Regions from separate parts of the Homo sapiens genome. Here region 2 is linked to region 1. A link is a contact called in ENCODE Hi-C or POLR2A ChIA-PET data. All regions are on one chromosome and are shown on one strand. The core of a region is the stretch at or near the end of the contact, and the rest is flanking DNA. Distances in the headings are between cores, read along the strand shown. Region 1 overlaps INPP4B (inositol polyphosphate-4-phosphatase type II B). Region 2 overlaps INPP4B (inositol polyphosphate-4-phosphatase type II B).

Region 1 (5,748 bases), core at 2,419-4,918:
TTAAATTCACATTTGGTGCACCCCGCAGATATGAGATATGATACATCAATTAATAAATGAGAAGTATATAAGACCTCAAACTTTTCTCTCCCACTTCTCCTTGCCAGGACTATATCATTTAACTGAACTGTTGTTGACATAAAATAGATCTATTCTTCTTGTCATGTTTCTTTCTAAGTAATACATTGTAGGAACTTTTTAATTAAGGGATATCTTTAATCAGGTTTAACTTCACAGGCTTAAATTGATTATTCAACATGGATTAAGCAAATTATTTATTAGTTATTTTTTCCTAGATGTTTCCTTTATACTTTTTTTTAATTTGTCTTTCATCCATGACCAACATATCCCATACAGTTTATTTCTACTTCTTTGTGGTTTACCTAATTACTTTCTCCCTCCATTGTCTAATTACTGAGAGCATTGGTCACTGAAGCAAGTCCCTCTGTGCAGCATCTGTTGCTACTTAGGGGTAATTGAGGAATCAGGACTACCTCAGGGCTTTGTTTATCAGATGCTTTTGCTTTCTGTAAAATCAAAAGCCACCAGGGTTGGGAGAGAGAGAGGTCCCCTGATGTTGCTGTCTGTGTGCTTGAAATTTGTCAGTCAGTCTTCTTGTTGAGCAGATGGCATCCAAATGTATCTTAAGTCACTTGGGGACCACGCCATGGGGACATGAAGAGACCTAATGGAGTGCAATTAAATATTAAAGATAAGTTCTCTTACATTTCTATTGTACAAAACAGTCTTTGCCCCAAATGCTTCTTATTTGAGCTTTTGTAGTTGGCAAAGGCAATGTTATTCCTGTTTTGTAGTGGAAGAAACTAAATCTTTGAGTGGTTAAGTGACTTGCCTGCAGTGGCATTTCTGGTAGAAGAAAGCCCAAAGCTTAAGTTCTCTGTCCCTTACTCCTCCATCAGCTCTACCAGTGACAAAGAGATTATTCTCAGCTGTTATCCACAGTGATAAGGTGGCAGAAGTCCGTTTGAGCATACGGGTATTCCCAGGTCAAAATTTGCTCAAATTTAGAATGTCAGTTTTATCCCAGTGCAAATTACTTTTCCCTCTAAGCAATTCCAAGGCCCACAGCTTTAGGTAATATTTATAAGCCTTTGTTTTCAAAATGTGTAACTCTTGCTCTCACTTTTCCACAGAGCTTTCTACTTCCATATTCAACTGGCTACCAGATAACACCACTCGCTTGTTTAGGAGGTTATCTTAAAAATTTTAAGATGGCCAGAACCTGAGTTTTTAAATCTTTACTTTTGTCCCCCCAAATATTGTATTCCCCCATGGTATCTATCTCCATAAAGCACACCACCATCCACTTAGTTACTCAAATCCCCAAACCATAATGCCTTCTTGATTCTTCTTTTTCTCTAACCTTACATTAAATCCATCATCAAGTCCTGTAAGTTGTAGGTTGAAAACATATTCTGAATTTCACCACCCCTTTCCATCCCCACCACTGTCCTTCAATTCCAAGCCACTGTGAACTCTCACCTGCGCCAGCAGGCAAGTCCTCGTGAGTCTGTTTCTATTCTTGTCCCTGCTCAGTCTCCACCTGATGGAAAAGCCAGTCTTCTAAAAATGGAAATGTAATTTCTTTACTCCCCTAGTTAAGATCTTCCAATGGCTTCAATTTTACTTAGAGTAAAATCAAAATGGGTCTTAAGGAGCAGGCCATTCTCACCTTACCTTGTGTTAATTTTCTAGCTCACTCTCTATCAACCCATGGGGCTTCTTTCTGCTTCTCAAATAGGTCAGATGTTTGGGTCTTCATACTTATTGTCCCCCCTTAGCTGGTTCCTTGGTATGTTTTAGGTCACAGCTCAAATGCCACCTCATCAGAGAACATTTGCCTGATCTACCAGTCCCTAACACTCTCAAGTTTATTACACTGTTTAGAATTCTCATTGTTTTTTAAAAAAATTTCTTGTCATACTAGACTATAAGCACCATAAAATGGGGAATTTATTTTCTTGTTCAATGCTGTGAAACTGTCACCTAGAATCATATTGGGCACATTTGGACGTTCAATAAATATCTATGGGCTGATATGCATGAATTCCATTGCTTTATCCTCACACATTTATTCATAAAATAAATCAATATATTTATATATTCCCTTGAAATGTTTCATAATTATTGCCAACACAATTATTTGTAAAAAGTAATCCATTTTAAAATTTCAAATGAATATTTAACCTTTAAAATTTCATTGTTTGCAAATGAATATATTATATTTTAGAGAAATAGAGTCTTTTGGCCTTGGGGTTCTTTTAGAGAAAATTGACAAGAAGAATCAGCTTATAGGCTGGAGGTGAACAAGTTGAGTTCTATAATTAGACTGCGTATCTGTTGACTGCATACCTGTGTAGAATTGGGGAGCCAAAATTATTGCAATGTAACCTGAAGATTCCTATGTTATGACAGCATCAAAGAAGCAACCAATCTTCTTGCAGAAATGTTTTTAAGAACAGACATATACAAATAACAACAAGAACAGACAACTGAAATAATAGAAATAGACTGACATAAGGAGATTTGAGCTTAAATTTTAGCTTACAACATGTGCCCGTGAGGGAAGTCAGGGCCAGGCTGGTATTTGGACTGCCAGCCTGAGAGAGCCTTTGGATCCTGATACCGCCTCAAAAATCCTGAAAAATTCATCATTCCTGGGTCGTTTTGCAAACTCAATCAGACAGCATTCCTAAAGCACTAAGAATAGTGCTAGATGTATAAGTGATTCTCCAATGGTATTATTCTAATTATTATCTTGGGTTAATCCCTTTCTGTCCCTGAAACTCTGATTCCTTATCTGTGAATTGCAGATAATAATTCCTATTTTGCAAGTTGTTTGAGCTAATATAGATGAAATTGAGAAGTATATTACTAATACATTGTTAGGAATTTAATACATTTTTTCACACATTTTATTTAATTGGATCCACACAAGCACTAAGTGAGAATAAACATAATTATCATCCCCATTCCCAGATGAAGATACTAAGACTCCGTAACAAACCCAAAATCACACAGTCAGGACTGAATCTATGGCCCTCAACTTTTGGCAATTTGGAAGGCAGAGCAAGTAAGAACTGCCAAGAAGACCTTAAACAGAAGGGAAGGTGCATCATATTCTCATCTTGCCTAGGCTACAGTGCATCCCGGAAGAGGTTCTTTTTAATTTAATTTGAGTAGTGTAAACTACTCTTCTGTTCTGAAACTTCCTGTATGCCTAGGGCTCTGAAGCTTTCTACTTTGAGCTAGCAGCCACTCTGCTGAGCTTTCATTTGAACTGCTCTCCCTGGAGATCCCAAATATTCTGAGAAGTATGCTCTTTTTTCCTTCAAACACTGATCCTCTTAGAACTACTCTTTCCCACGAAGTTGTCTGATCTCGGTTGCTTTCACAAACTGTTGAATTGGTGGATTTTGCTCCAAGTAATTAGACCCTCTGCTTTCCAGCCAGCCCAGATTTACTTTCTCACTTATAAACTCCTCCTTCTCTTATATCCTGGATCACTAGTCATTTCTAGCTTTAGCTTATCTGTATGAAGCTTGTTTTATTTCCTGTGAGTCAACTATCTTATGACAGAAGAATCGACACCCTCAAAGCCCTAGTTAGTCAAATGAATATTGAGATTGTCTTTTGCCTACACAGAATCACACATGATTGATGACTGAAGCGAAACTGGAGTTATCTTCTTTAAGCACTTCAAAACTGGTTCTTGCCCAAAGGATGATCTAGATGGAGACAACAAAATGAGAAGCTCATTATGCCCCTAGAACCATCTATTTTTCTCATTCTTCCCTATTCCTCTTACTTCCTAATCTGTCTTTTTATGTGTCTTCAATTTAATAATTTAATTCTACTGGTAAAATATTTGGCATTTGAGCAATAGCACATAGCCATTAAGCCCAAACAAATTTTCAGGAAAAAAAATTACTTAAATAATTTTTAACCTTAATTTAGACATCATTTCCTAAAATTCAAGCCCTTAACCAACCACCATCTGCACAATGCAATTCTCCTGAATATTTTGGTTTGGGAAAGCATGCTCAGGATTTGGTAAAACCCAGACCATGAGTCAGTGTGTTGTATGGGAAGTCATCTGGATTGAACAGCTGCCTCCCTGTCGGCTTGCTACCTCCTGCCCAAACAAATTCCCTCAGAAGACTGTCAACTCCTCAAGACAACATTCCAGGCCCCTATTTTCTTTATTCTCCCTCAAACTCCTAAATACCTGCCTGACACTATTTTTTTTATTATACTTTAAGTTTTAGGGTACATGTGCACAACGTGCAGGTTAGTTACATATGTATACATGTGCCATGCTCGTGTGCTGCACCCATTAACTCATCATTTAGCATTAGGTATATCTCCTAATGCTATCCCTCCCCCCTCACCCCACCCCACAACAGTCCCCAGAGTGTGATGTTCCCCTTCCTGTGTCCATGTGTTCTCATTGTTCAATTCCCACCTATGAGTGAGAACATGCGGTGTTCGGTTTTTTGTCCTTGTGATAGTTTGCTGAGAATGATGGTTTCCAGCTTCATCCATGTCCCTACAAAGGACATGAACTCATCATTTTTTATGGCTGCATAGTATTTCATGGTGTATATGTGCCACATTTTCTTAATCCAGTCTATCATTGTTGGACATTTGGGTTGGTTCCAAGTCTTTGCTATTGTGAATAGTGCCGTAATAAACATACGTGTGCACGTGTCTTTATAGCAGCATGATTTATAATCCTTTGGGTATATATCCAGTAATGGGATTGCTGGGTCAAATGGTATTTCTAGTTCTAGATCCCTGAGGAATCGCCACACTGACTTCCACAATGGTTGAACTAGTTTACAGTCCCACCAACAGTGTAAAAGTGTTCCTATTTCTCCACATCCTCTCCAGCACCTGTTGTTTCCTGACTTTTTAATGATCGCCATTCTAACTGGTGTGAGATGGTATCATTGTGGTTTTGATTTGCATTTCTCTGATGGCCAGTGTTGATGAGCATTTTTTCATGTGTCTTTTCTGCCTGACACCATTTTGTGCATTCACTCGGAGTCCAGCCATCTTGAGTCCACTCCCCTTAGCCATCCACCTTTGGTAACTGAAGCCCTGACTTTCCTGCCACCCTTCCTGTAACCTTTCTCCACCAGCTACACTGGCCTCATCTTTTGGTTCAGAGGTAGGTCAGGGAAGCAGCCCCTCCCCAATAACCTATGTGCACTGCTGAATCCACTCATGGGCCATATGCTTGTACTGGACAGAAATCCTATTGGCTCCCATATCAGTGGTAGTTGTTCAAAAAAATGGTGCCACCTCAGCTCCTGGAGAAAGGGTGGTAAAAGGCTTAATTAAGGTGGTTCCTTGCATTTCTTTTTCCGCTTACTTCTTCAGCCTAATCCTAACACTACAGATTTCCATGAACCGACTCACAATATTGCTTTTAGTATTCAGGGGGACCTGCTTTCCTTCTTGGAATAACATTTTCATCCTTTCTTAAGCAGCACATATGTTCCCACTGAAAAGAGCAGCAGAAAGCTGCAAACACTTGTTGTTTCCAAAGTGGAACTTGGATTTGGAGCATGCACAAAAAGAGCCAAGTCTGAATGCAACGATAGGCGGTGCTAGGCCAGCTTAGAATTTATGGCATGAAGTGTGGGATATCACAACCAGAAAAGATGCGGGCACAGACTTGTTTTTATTTCAATTGCTTGAGGATGGAGTCTCAGCCACCTA
Region 2 (5,748 bases), core at 1,125-3,624, 400 kb before region 1:
TTCCTTTTTTGTAGAAAAAACAAGCCCTGGAATAGCCTCTGAGAGAAAAACCCATGGAAATTTTACTTTGATAAAATGCCAGTAATGGCATAAAAAGCTGCCCTGGTGTTGTTTCTGGGAAAGCAGGCATTTCTCAATGAAGGAGTGATGGATGGTCTTTGAAGTTTAAATGATATCAGAGAGGAAATGAAAAACTGGCCAGGGCAGGGGAGTAGGGGGGACTCAGTGACTACATGCAAGCTGCACATAGTTCAGGTTCTTCTCTCACACTTTTTCATACGATGCCAAGAGTAGCTGGTTTCTTATCATCTTTGCATTCTTTAACATTATTAGAGTTCCATTTCCTTACTATTCTGAAGACTTGATATTTTTCCTATCCTGTTGCTTTCTTGTTACTTAAATGTTTTCTTCCTCTCAATTTTTCTCTTTCCCTCCCTTTCACTCTCCACTTCTAGAAAGTGGGCCATTTATTTTTCTAATTCTAGTGAAAGGGAAGCAAAATACCACACAGCTAAGTTTATCTAAGAAGTCCCAATTTCCTGGTGTCTTTTATTGTTATTTTGGTTTCCTTTTAACGTCAATATATAGCAGTTATAAAGTAGGTTTAGATGTTTTTATATTTTTAGTCCAAATAAACCCGAAGTATAAAGTTGCACAATATGATGATGGAAGAGACCCAAGAAATGTTGTTATTTAAAACTGATTTAGTTCTAGTTGAAAGCTGACTTCCTGGGCGATGTGCTGCCAGTGAGTCTTAATCCCTGGCTTCATGGTTTGTGGTTTATGTGGGCTGGCATGCTAAGCATTTAATCGTTAGTCACCATTCTTTTCTGAGGCCTGTGTGGCCAAGGCATTATCGTCACCCTGTCACTTACCTAGACATGCTCCTTGGAAAGGAGGTGAATTGGATCCATTAAAAGTGTGAGAAGAGCTGGGAAAGGTCTGATGCAGCCGTACGTTCAAAGATTAAAGCACTCCATATGCAGTTTGACTTTGTAAAGCTTGGATAATCGAGGAGAAAGCAAGGGGGCTGAAGAGGCTTTGAGTGGCCTGCTCACTTGTCTGATGGAAACTCATCAGATATGTGACTGATAATTTTATTTCACACATCTTTAGTATTATGTTTTAAAGTTTTAGGGATGGCTGGAAACCTCACTAAAAACTCTTATACTGTAGTCAGAATGATCAACCACTTTGTTAAATGAATGAGTGCAATACAAGGTATAAGAACAGGCTTATCAACCACTGAGGAACTAATGAAATGCCATTTCCTCCCTGATCCCCATCTTCATTGTTATGTCCTTTATAATTTTTTATCTAGGACAACCATGTTGACAGAGAAGGACTGGTATGTATCAGTATTTTAAAGAGTTTTATTTAAACTGAAACCATTCTTATATCAATTCTTATTATACTAACTCATATTAACTTTACTCAATGAATCTGCAAAGACCCTATTTCCAATTAAGGTCACATTGTGAGGTCCAGGTAGACATAAAGTTTTGGGGGCACTATTCAACCCAGAACACTTCCCCACAAAACTCTAAATGTATTTGAAAGCGTGTATTATACCTTATTTGTTTCCCAATATCTAGAGTGGTATTTGGAACTCAGTAGGTACTTAATAGTTGTTAAATGACAGTTTTACTTTGAACATCCAAATATACTATTAAGAAAAAATAACGGGTACCTAAGAACATTTCCATGAGGGAAGAGTAATGGCTGAATATGTGTGTGTGTATGTATATATATATGTATATATATTTCTGTATGCATACGCATATGTAGGTATAGGTATATTTTTATATATTTATGCACAACTTTCTAAAGAAGTTAGGCACCATGGGATATTGTTATTATTTGTTTTTTTTAAGATGAGAAATAATTTAAGCCTGTTGCCCTAGAGAAATGACTGGAAGTTAAGATTTAATGGGAGAAGAGAAGATCCTTTAAGATCGTTACTAACTCTTAACTTCAACGATCTTTAAAGGGAAGATCCTTTTTCCTTCTCACACTAACTCTTAACTTTTCCTATGGTAGAATATTTAACAAAAGGGCATTGAAATTATAAAAACATAATTTAAAAGGGTATCATCATAATGTTATTGATGAAATAATTTCTTACGAAATGGAAATTAGCAACTTTGAGTTTACCCTGACTTAATTTATTCTGAGAAATATCTTCTTCTCTAAATCTTACAACCCTAAAAATGAAGAATAGAAATACATCCCTTCAATAAGATATCTATTCCTAAAGGCTCAATCTTGGGTACAAAGGCAGAGGTATTTCCCCAAGAGGGCCTGCTAGGAAGAGAAGCAGAAGACATGCATTTCTTTCTGTCCTGGAGTGAGTCAGCCTGCTCACTTCTCTGACATCAGTCTGTTGCCACAGAAACACTGGTGGGGACACACATTTTGCATTACGACTTCACAATAGAAAACAGACCTTTATTTTTCTTTTGCTTCTTTACACAGTAAGTGGACAAGGCCTACAGTGAAAGGAAAAAAAGCATCTTGTTTGAGTACAAAGTGAGCAATTTACAAAAGTGAAAATAAAATTAATAACTACCTATGGAAGAAAAATGAGGTTTTCTGGAGTAGGTTTCTCACCTACCCTTTAAAGCAGGGCACCTTAATTTTTGAAATGTGTTTTCTTCCAATCACCTGATTTGGGATAAAGAAAAATAAACAGAGAATGAGGCAAATACTTATAAAAATATATATGGAATTAAGCTAATGTTTTGTTAAGCTTTACTTATATAATTTGTCTTCATAAGAGTAAAAATCTAATGACAACTAGATCCCTGCAGAAAGACATAGTTTCAGGTGTCAGATTTGATTTTTTCATCACAGCTTACGTTTAAAAGAATGAATAGCATGAAGGTAATTGTTTTTTTAGACGGAAACCTCTGAGTGGCACAATAGAGTTATATTAGTATAACTTTAGTTAAAGTAAACATTATCCTAGAACAGTATGGGATTTACAAAAACATTAAGGAAATAGAGTTTCCATGCATTGCACATCTGATTTCTCCTATTAATAACATCTTACATTAGTATGGTACATTTGTTACAATTAATGAACCAGTGCTGATACATTATTAACTACAGCTTATCCTTTATTCAGATTTCTTTAGTTTTTATCTAATGCCAGTACATCACGTTATATTTTAGTTGTTATGCCTCCTGAGGCTTCTCTTGGCTGTGACAGTTTCTCAGATTTTCCTTGTTTGTAATGACCTCAAAATTTTGAGGAATACCAGTCCAGGCATCTTGTAGGACACCCCTCTAGAGTAATTTGGTGTTTCCTCCTGATTCCACTGGATTTATGCATTCTTGGGAGGAAGACCAGAGAAGTAAAATGTCAGTCTCCTCACATCATATGAAAAGTACATATTAGCCACATGGCTTAATACTGTTGATGTGAACCTTGATCACCTGATAAGGTAGTGTTTATCAGGAGTCTCCACTGCAGCACCCCATCGTTACTCTCTCCCTCCTCTTTTCCACATTGGACTCGAAGGAAGGGAGTTACTGTGCACAGCCTACACTTCAGGAATGGGAATGGGGGAACTTATGCTCCATCCCCTTGAGATTAGAGTGTCTGCACATATTATCTGAAATCCTTTTTCACAGGAGTTTTGTCTCTTCTATATTTAATCCATCATTTATTTATATCACTATGGACTCATGGATATTTATTTTATGCTTTGGGTTATAATTGCATACTACTTTATGAATTTTATTGCTCCAATTTTTCCAGCTTTGGCCATTGGGAAGTCTTTCAGTTGCTCCTGAGTTCTATGTGTAGCTTTTAGGTCAGCCAAAATGAATGAAATGGGCCATGACATCTCTTTCCCTCTTCATACAATAACAATAACTCTGTAAAATGATTTTGGAGAAAAACAGAGAGATTACATGGCCAAGGTAGTTAGTAGTAGGTAACTGAACTAGATAGTGGTATCTATTTTCTATCTTTGTTTTCATTTTTATCTTAGCATTTTGTTAATTTATACTGTCTCAAGAAAAAATAGACACATTTTTCAATTTATGCTAACATGTTTGCCAATTATTTCATGCTTTAAGTAGTTTTCCTTTAACTTCTGGGATGTTGGGGAAAAGGCTGGGGATGTGGGTGATGAAGAAACATTCTCCCCATTGCCTGCAGCCTTCCACTGACATTTTGTTTTTGCTTGAAGATATTGTACTTAAAATACAATCTCCTCTAGAGAGGATGCATGATTCTCCTTTTCCCTGTTACCTGCTTTCTCACCATTTTTCCCCTTCTGTCTTTTGCACAGTAATGGTGGAACACCCTGATAGGGGAAATGTATGTCCCATTTTTCAGCTACTTCCAAGTAAGAATCCCCTCAGCCTGCAGCTGTAAGCACTCTCCAGTCAGTCCACATTTGAAGGAAAGGTTGAGCTCTTTTCTATAACTTTTTCTTCCTCTTGGGGGTAACACCAAATTGGGAGCAGTCTGGTGATTTGGAATAGAGTGTTTTGGGGTTTGATTAGAGAAACTAGTATCATGACTTTTAAAGCAGTTGACACTGTTTTATTGAGTACTCAAATTTCGGTTAAGAATATAAATACTTCCCAAAGACACAAAGTGAAGCATAATAAAAGGAAGGGAGAGATAAGAGGTTACATCAGTTACTTTGTTGTTTCCTAGGATATAAGGCCCCAATATATTATAAATCATTGATTTAGTATTCATGTATTTTGTTGGTTGCACTGTGATCTTTTTAGATGAAACTTTTTATTAGCTCAGATCTATAATATGTGCCATGAGAAAGCTTTGCCAACTTATTTTATGTGATATTGTTTATTTCTTTATTGCTTTATTGCCAGTGACAAAGTATAGAGCAAAGCTCCATTGAATAACCCCGAACATCATTCCATTTCTTAGTAACACAAGGACAAACGAAAGACAAGAAAAAATTGATATTAGAGAAACATTGTGTTATACTTATTTACTGCATTAACCCAACTGACTCCTACAAGTAAACTCTGGGCTCTGTTCATCCAGAGATTTTTGGCTCCATGTGATGATTTGTCTGGAGAGGTTTGTTTTCTAGGAGATCCACTGGCATTTCTTTGTTTATCTTTTATCAAATAAATGGGGAGGAATGACAGAACAGGTTGTTATAAGAATGTCCAGAATAAGATATTAGTTTCTACTCTGAAATGACATAATGTTTATGAAAAGGTTATAAGGTTGTAAGATAGTGTCATTTTAACTCATTATTGGCTTGGGATATCAACAGTACATGTATGAGTCTCTTTGCTGGGTTTAGAAAGAGTTCATGTAGCACTAGAATGGAGTGGAAGAAATTCCTTCTATAGCGAGACTGGTTTTAAATTTCGTGTTCAACATTTTTAGGAGTTAGCTCACAAGAACATGAGAAGCTGAGGCAGGGGATATGGCATTAAATTCCTGGACTGCCTTATGTTATGAATATAAATTCAATGTTGATCATAGCAAAGCCTTTTATTTTTTGGCATCTAAAGGACAGATGAAAATCCCCCATATGTGACTGGTAAGATGTTCCAGATGGGTATTCTAATAATTATAAAGGATTGTCATGCTTTTACATATACAACCTGTCAAATCTACATCAATGGAGAAGGTGGAAATTCTATCATCCTAGAGTCTGCAGATTCTAGAAGTCTTTATTGCTCAAAAATATTTCACTAAAATTAGGTGTTCTAATGTCTTTTTTTTACCTTGTTATAAAAAAGTAT

What was found. A loop is a pair of places that touch in the nucleus more often than their neighbours do. ChIA-PET counts read pairs that join two places held with the same protein, here RNA polymerase II (POLR2A). Pooled maps may share reads with other maps.
Region 2: a pooled map shows a loop between it and region 1 (9-fold over the local background). The contact joins two enhancer-like sites. A Hi-C loop is called at or near these places in 1 of 168 maps with a recorded cell type or tissue (chondrocyte) and 9 of 50 pooled maps. POLR2A ChIA-PET finds 5 or more read pairs at or near these places in 2 of 52 experiments (activated CD4-positive, alpha-beta T cell and activated naive CD4-positive, alpha-beta T cell).

What each region holds. Positions count from the first base shown.
Region 1 is chr4:142,414,676-142,420,423 of GRCh38, reverse strand. All of the region lies in intron 5 of INPP4B (inositol polyphosphate-4-phosphatase type II B), which reads left to right. Among named protein-coding and RNA genes, the nearest start is that of INPP4B, 430 kb to the left of the region's middle. Within about 2 kb of position 3,668, at least 5 of the 41 ENCODE cell types and tissues checked have a DNase peak (open chromatin) inside an H3K27ac peak, as active enhancers do.
Region 2 is chr4:142,812,682-142,818,429 of GRCh38, reverse strand. All of the region lies in intron 1 of INPP4B (inositol polyphosphate-4-phosphatase type II B), which reads left to right. The region is part of intron 3 of USP38-DT (USP38 divergent transcript); the gene reads left to right. Among named protein-coding and RNA genes, the nearest start is that of INPP4B, 31 kb to the left of the region's middle. Within about 2 kb of position 2,374, at least 7 of the 41 ENCODE cell types and tissues checked have a DNase peak (open chromatin) inside an H3K27ac peak, as active enhancers do.